Linked DNA regions of Homo sapiens: region 1 is linked to region 2. The links are chromatin loops, found by intact Hi-C in ENCODE. Cell type or tissue: IMR-90. All regions are shown on one strand. Links, peaks and the distances in the headings refer to the core of each region. The heading gives the core; the rest is flanking DNA. Region 1 has its middle 11 kb from the start of SH3RF2. Region 2 has its middle 16 kb from the start of GRXCR2.

Region 1 (3,019 bases), core at 302-2,801, 69 kb before region 2:
AATGAGAACTACAAACCACTGCTCAAGGAAATAAAAGAGGATACAAACAAATGGAAGAATATTCCATGCTCATGGGTAGGAAGAATCAATATTGTGAAAATGGCCATACTGCCCAAGGTAATTTATAGATTCAATGGCATCCCCATCAAGCTACCAATGACTTTCTTCACAGAATTGCTAAAAACTACTTTGAAGTTCATATGGAACCAAAAAAGAGCCTGCATTGCCAAGTCAATCGTAAGCCAAAAGAACAAAGCTGGAGGCATCACACTACCTGACTTCAAACTATACTACAAGGCTACAGTAACCAAAACAGCATGGTACTGGTACCAACACAGAGATATAGACCAATGGAACAGAACAGAGCCCTCAGAAATAATGCCGCATTTCTAAAACCATCTGATCTTTGACAAACCTGACAAAGACAAGAAATGGGGAAACAATTCCCTATTTAATAAATGGTACTGGGAAAACTGGCTAGCCATATGTAGAAAGCTGAAACTGGATCCCTTCCTTACGCCTTATACAAAAATTAATTCAAGATGGATTAAAGTGTAATACATTTTTAAAAGATATTAAAAATGCTTAAATCATTACAGATTTACTAAAACATCTGCAACAGGGGGAGTTAAATCCTATAACCCTAATAGCTTATGCATTACAGTTGATAAGATAGCCATTAAAAAAATAATAAACTTCACAGCTCTGAAACTGCTGTAATTAGACGTTAATCCATGACAGATACTGTGCCTTACTAAAGAAAAGTAAGTGATAAATCATTTCACTCCTAACCTGTCTTTCTCCCTTTCTTTCACTGTTTCCTTTCTGATGAAATCAGTAAATGTTTTGATTCAAAACCAGGAGCAGGATGCAACCTTAATTCTTATTAAACTCAGGGCAAGTCTGTGCAAAAGCTGACAGTTTGCTCAGACAATTGGGTAACCACAATCTTGTTTTTTTTTTGTCACACAAGTGAGAAAGTTGCAAAATTCAGTAATTCCCCAAGTGCTCTGATTAGTGCAAGATGTCTCTTTTTATGAGTAGGCCTTCCAGGATAATGTGAAATACAGGAGAAACAAATTTTTTTCCCTTATTAAAAAAGAATTAGAATGATTTTCTATAACTGACTGTAAATAACATCTGTCAAAGCAATTAGACATTTTTTAGGGTGCCATGTGATGGTGTTAATTATGTATTAGTTATATGATATTCATTATTTACTCACTTGTTCTTATAAATTGTGTCTCTCTTTCACACAATCTACATCCCATGGTGCAGGAACCATGTCTGTGTCATTAATTTGTGTCTGACACAAGTAGGTGCTTAAAAAATATTTGCTGAGTGATGAGGATGACTCATTTGTGTTTGGAATTCTTATTGCATTCCTAGGGAGAAAGCTTGCGACTTGGAATCTGGAGACATGCTTTAGAAACTTAGCTTCACCAGTAACAGCTCTGTGACCCTTTGTGTTCAAAAGCTCTAGGCCCCATCCATAAAAATGCAATCAGTAACAAGTACTTCCCAGGCTTGTCATAAGGAATAAATTTCCTAATACATGTTGGTAAAACAATGTCTGGTCCATAGAAAGTGCTCAAAAGATATAGATATTAATTGACAATATCTGAATTCTTTCTGTTTTAGCTATAGTTTATCTTTTTCTGGCATCATTTCTAACTTATGGTAGTTATGAACATACACTCTGGAGTCAGATGGCTGGTGCCATCTTATTAAATAAGAGTGTGACCTACAGCAAATTACTTAAACATGCTGTGCTTGGTTTTCTCATCTGTGAGACCGGAATGGTAATAATAGCACTTGCTCCATAGGATTATTGTGAGCACACACTGAGAAGATGCTTGTAAATGCTCCAAAGAGTGTGACAGGAGTAAGTGCTCAGTAAAGGTTAGCCATTTTCTCCTTATCAGGCCTCTTATCTATTGTGTTGCATCTAAAGCACAGTTTAAAATTGAGCCCAACTGCTGGCTTCTCTTCCTGAAGCAGTTATTTATTCTGATTTGGCCATTTCATGACTGTCAACTCACAGAATGGCTGCCTGAAGGTTTATGTGGTCTGGGCATTGCTACACCCTGTAAAACTTTTAAGAGGGGGTGGGATTGGCTACTGTGCTAGAATAAATAATAACAATTAACATTGTTTTGTGCAAGATTCTGTGCAAAGAACCATAGCCCTTTAATTACCCCCATCTTACAGATGAGGAAACAGAGGGTGAGAGAGGTTATGTATTATCCCAGCCAGTGCTTGAGGAACTCGGAACTTACACTCAGGCAGGCTGTGCTCTTAATCTTCGTGTCATCCCATTTGCCACATTTATTAAATAAAAACGTCAATACTTTATTGCAACTTTGGTCTTAGACTTTTATTTTTGGTTCCGTTCAGTAGAGTTCAAAACTTGGCAACATACAGAGCCTTCTCAGAGTAACATCAGGTTAATCTCCAAGAAACACAAAGGGAGATAAGCCTGAAACAGAAAGGGAGAGAGCATAGGGGGAATTAGTATTATTATTGAGATAAAATAGTGAGAGAAATGTCAACAAACCAGACATAAACATTTCGATAAAAATCCCTTTGGTTTTCAGTAACAAATGGAGACTTTTGTAATATAACCAGAATTATCTCATTTCGTTTTTATGCTCAATTTATTATGATTAATTAACTGTTCAACTAGGATTCTAAAATAGATTTGCCTTGCTAGATCTAGCTCTGCCATTTGAGATATTGCCTTTGTGGCAATCAACTGTAGGTACACTAGGAGTACAGGAGTGTGGTTGCTGAAGAAGAGGCTCAGATCATGGGCAGTTCATCTCTCCATGCCACTCTCCAAACTCAACCATTCCTTGCCCCCTGCTTGGTACTAAACATGGCTTGTATCCTAACTAACTTCAGCATTTTGGCATTATCTATCAAAATTGTAAGTATCATTCCATTTCACTCAGTAATTCTACATCTAGAAGTTCATTCAAGAGAAACGCTCACAAAGTATGCAAAGGGATATATACAA
Region 2 (2,831 bases), core at 301-2,800:
ACGGGGTTTCGTCATGTTGGCCAGGCTGGTCTCCAACTCCTGACCTCAGGTGATCCGCCCATCTCGGCCTCCCAAAGTGCTGGGATTACAGGCATGAGCCACCGCGCCTGGCTCTATTCTGCTTTTCGACAGGAATATTCCGTCACAAATATTGTTTGAGCCCCGCTGCATACAGGACAGTATTCCAAAGTGCTTGATGTATCATGTTACCCAGAGAGGCATCATCCCTTTGGTATCTCATGGAACTTAGTTTTAGAGGAGGAGATAGATACATAAATGGATAATTGCAATGCACTGTGACAAGTGCTGGGATAGGATAATTACAGGGAGCATTTGGAGCATGCAGAAGGGGCATCTAATTTAAGCCTTAGTGGGGTTATGCAGGTTGCCCAGAGGAAGAAGTGTGAGCAACCTCAGCTTCTGTAAAGAGCCTTTAATGTTTTTCATCACATAATAAATAACCTACTAATGATCATATTTATTGTGTTCATTTCACAAGTATTCATTTATTATTGTGGTAGGAACACTTAACATGAGAACTACCCTCTTAATGAACTTTTAAGTGTACAGTATGTTATTGTTGACTATCTACAAGTATTTATGGAGCACCGAGGATGTATCAGTAGACAAAACAAACTAAATGCTCCTACGAGCTTAAATTTTGGTGAAGGAATACAGACAACTAAATATATAGATTTATGGGAATAATATATATGTTTATGCAATAAGTATAGCCTATAGAACAAAATATATACAATTATATATAGTAAGCTATATATATAACACATACATTACATATATACACACACATATATGTAACGTATAGTGGTGTTAAAAAGGACAAAAGGCTGGGCGCGGTGGCTCGCACCGTAATCCCAGCACTTTGGGAGGCTGAGGCGGGTGGATCACCTAAGGTCGGGAGATCAAGACCAGCCTGACCAGCATGGTGAAACCCCCCCTCTCTACTAAATACAAAAAATTAGCCAGACGTGGTGGCACATGCCTGCAATACCAGCTACTTGGGAGGCTGAGGCAGGAGAATCGCTTGAACCCGGGAGGTGGAGGTTGCAGTGAGCCAAGATTGTGCCACTGCACTCCAGCCTGGGCAACAAAAACGAAACTCCGTGTAAAAAAAAAAAAATAGGTTGCAATTTTTAAATTAGCTTGCAGGGAGGCTCCTTGACAAGGTGCCATTTATCAGCTTGAGACTGATGTCTAGGAATATAAATTAAAAATAAAAATAAGAAATAAGAAAAGGTGTCATTTAAAGAAAGGCCTAAAGGAGTTGAGGGAGTGAGCTGGGAAGGTGTCTGGCGTAAGACTATCCCAGGCAGAGGAAACAGCAAATGCTAGAGTCGGGAAGAAGAGCGCCTGCACCTTTGAAGAACAGGGAAGGAGCCCGCGTGGCTGGTCTGGGTGAGCATGAAGACAGCAGCGGGGATGACGTCTGAAGGGAAAGTTCGTTCTTGTGTGTCACGGCGGGGGCGCCTCCCTCAGATGCCACGATGAGAACTCGGGTTTTACTCTGAGTGAGGGCCTGCTGTGGATAGAGCCTGCTTTCTGCTACCGCCCTCCGCACTCCCTTTCAACCCCCCGCCCCCTTGCTGCTGGGGCAGGAGACGTGCAAACTACACTTTCCGGACCCCCCGTGCCCGCTGGCTTCCTGTTAGGTGCGCCAGGACACTGGGAGAGGAGAGGGAGGAAGAGCCTTCCTTTTTTTGAATCGGGTTCCCGGCGGCCTTCCCATAGGGCAGCTGCAGGAGCAGCAGCAGCAGCTAGGAATGCTGGCCGGCTGCTTGCTTCCACCAGTAGCTGCTTTACTGGCTCTGGTTGTGGGCTCGCTGAAACACCATTTTCCCTTTTGTTCCTCCTTCCTAGGGGTGGTAGTGGCTACCTGCAGTCACTAATCTTTGTAACCAATTCCCTATATTTCCTCTCTTGGAAATACCTGGAATGGTTTCTGTTTTCTTGATTGGGCACCGACTGGAGCAGAGGAGGGTCATGGTCTGATGATTTATGTTTTAACAGGCCACTCGGGCTGCTGTGTTGAGAGGAGACACCACTGGCAAGGGCAGAAATGGGAGGCCAGCTAGGAGACTATTGCAATAATCTTGGTGGCAGCTAATAGTGCCAGTGTGGTATCAGTGGATGTGGTAAAAAGTGGTCAGACAATGGATATATTGTGAAGCTAGAACCACAAGCTCTATTTACCGTCCTTTGAACTCAGGAATATTGCTATGACCCCTCGTATGCAAAACATACATACTTGAGTTCTTTGCCTATTACTGGAGACAAGTTTGCACCAAAACATCCACTTCCTGATTTGTGAACTATAAGTATTTGCCAGTGGGTTGGGCAGGGTTAGGAATAAGTTTAAACAAGGTTAACCAACTGGTACTCCACTAAGACTACAAGAATCCCTTCAGAGCTAGAAACAAACACGAAGGTTAAAAAATATCATCATAATGATGCTGTGATTAAAATAATACTATATCCTTAGAAAGCTCAAAAAAGTTTTTAATAAATACGTCTTAAAAATGTAACATCCATTCATTTATTCATTGAATAATTTTTTGTTAGATTTCTGCTATGTTCTGGACATTCGTACTAGGTCCTCAGAAGACAAAGATGAAAAAGGATTTAGTATTTATCGTTAATGAAATTACAGTCTTGGGCCTCTAGTTCACATAGTAACTGAATTTCGGCCCACAGTTTGGGGAGGACACTATAGCTACCCTTTGCTACTTACTCTAGTAACTTTCATTTGTCTGCTTGAGGTCAAGTTAGATCGGCCTGGTTTGGGGGCTGTGTTTGTTAAAGAATGTTATGTA

Evidence for each region. Hi-C counts contacts between places; a loop is a spot of excess contacts. Peaks named below come from ENCODE experiments on the same cell type or tissue, not always from the same donor. Only the 100,000 strongest peaks of a DNase experiment are listed, where the experiment ranks them.
Region 1: it touches region 2 in a loop (10-fold over the local background); 5 of 110 quality-filtered maps call a loop at or near these places.

Annotation. Positions count from the first base shown.
Region 1 is chr5:145,923,910-145,926,928 of GRCh38, reverse strand. It overlaps a transcript of GRXCR2 not described here. Among named protein-coding and RNA genes, the nearest start is that of SH3RF2, 11 kb to the left of the region's middle. In IMR-90, for the core only: no CTCF peak of the experiment used is centred there; a DNase peak (open chromatin) is centred at 1,368.
Region 2 is chr5:145,855,314-145,858,144 of GRCh38, reverse strand. It overlaps a transcript of GRXCR2 not described here. Among named protein-coding and RNA genes, the nearest start is that of GRXCR2, 16 kb to the left of the region's middle. In IMR-90, for the core only: no CTCF peak of the experiment used is centred there; a DNase peak (open chromatin) is centred at 1,454; H3K27ac peaks cover 342 bases.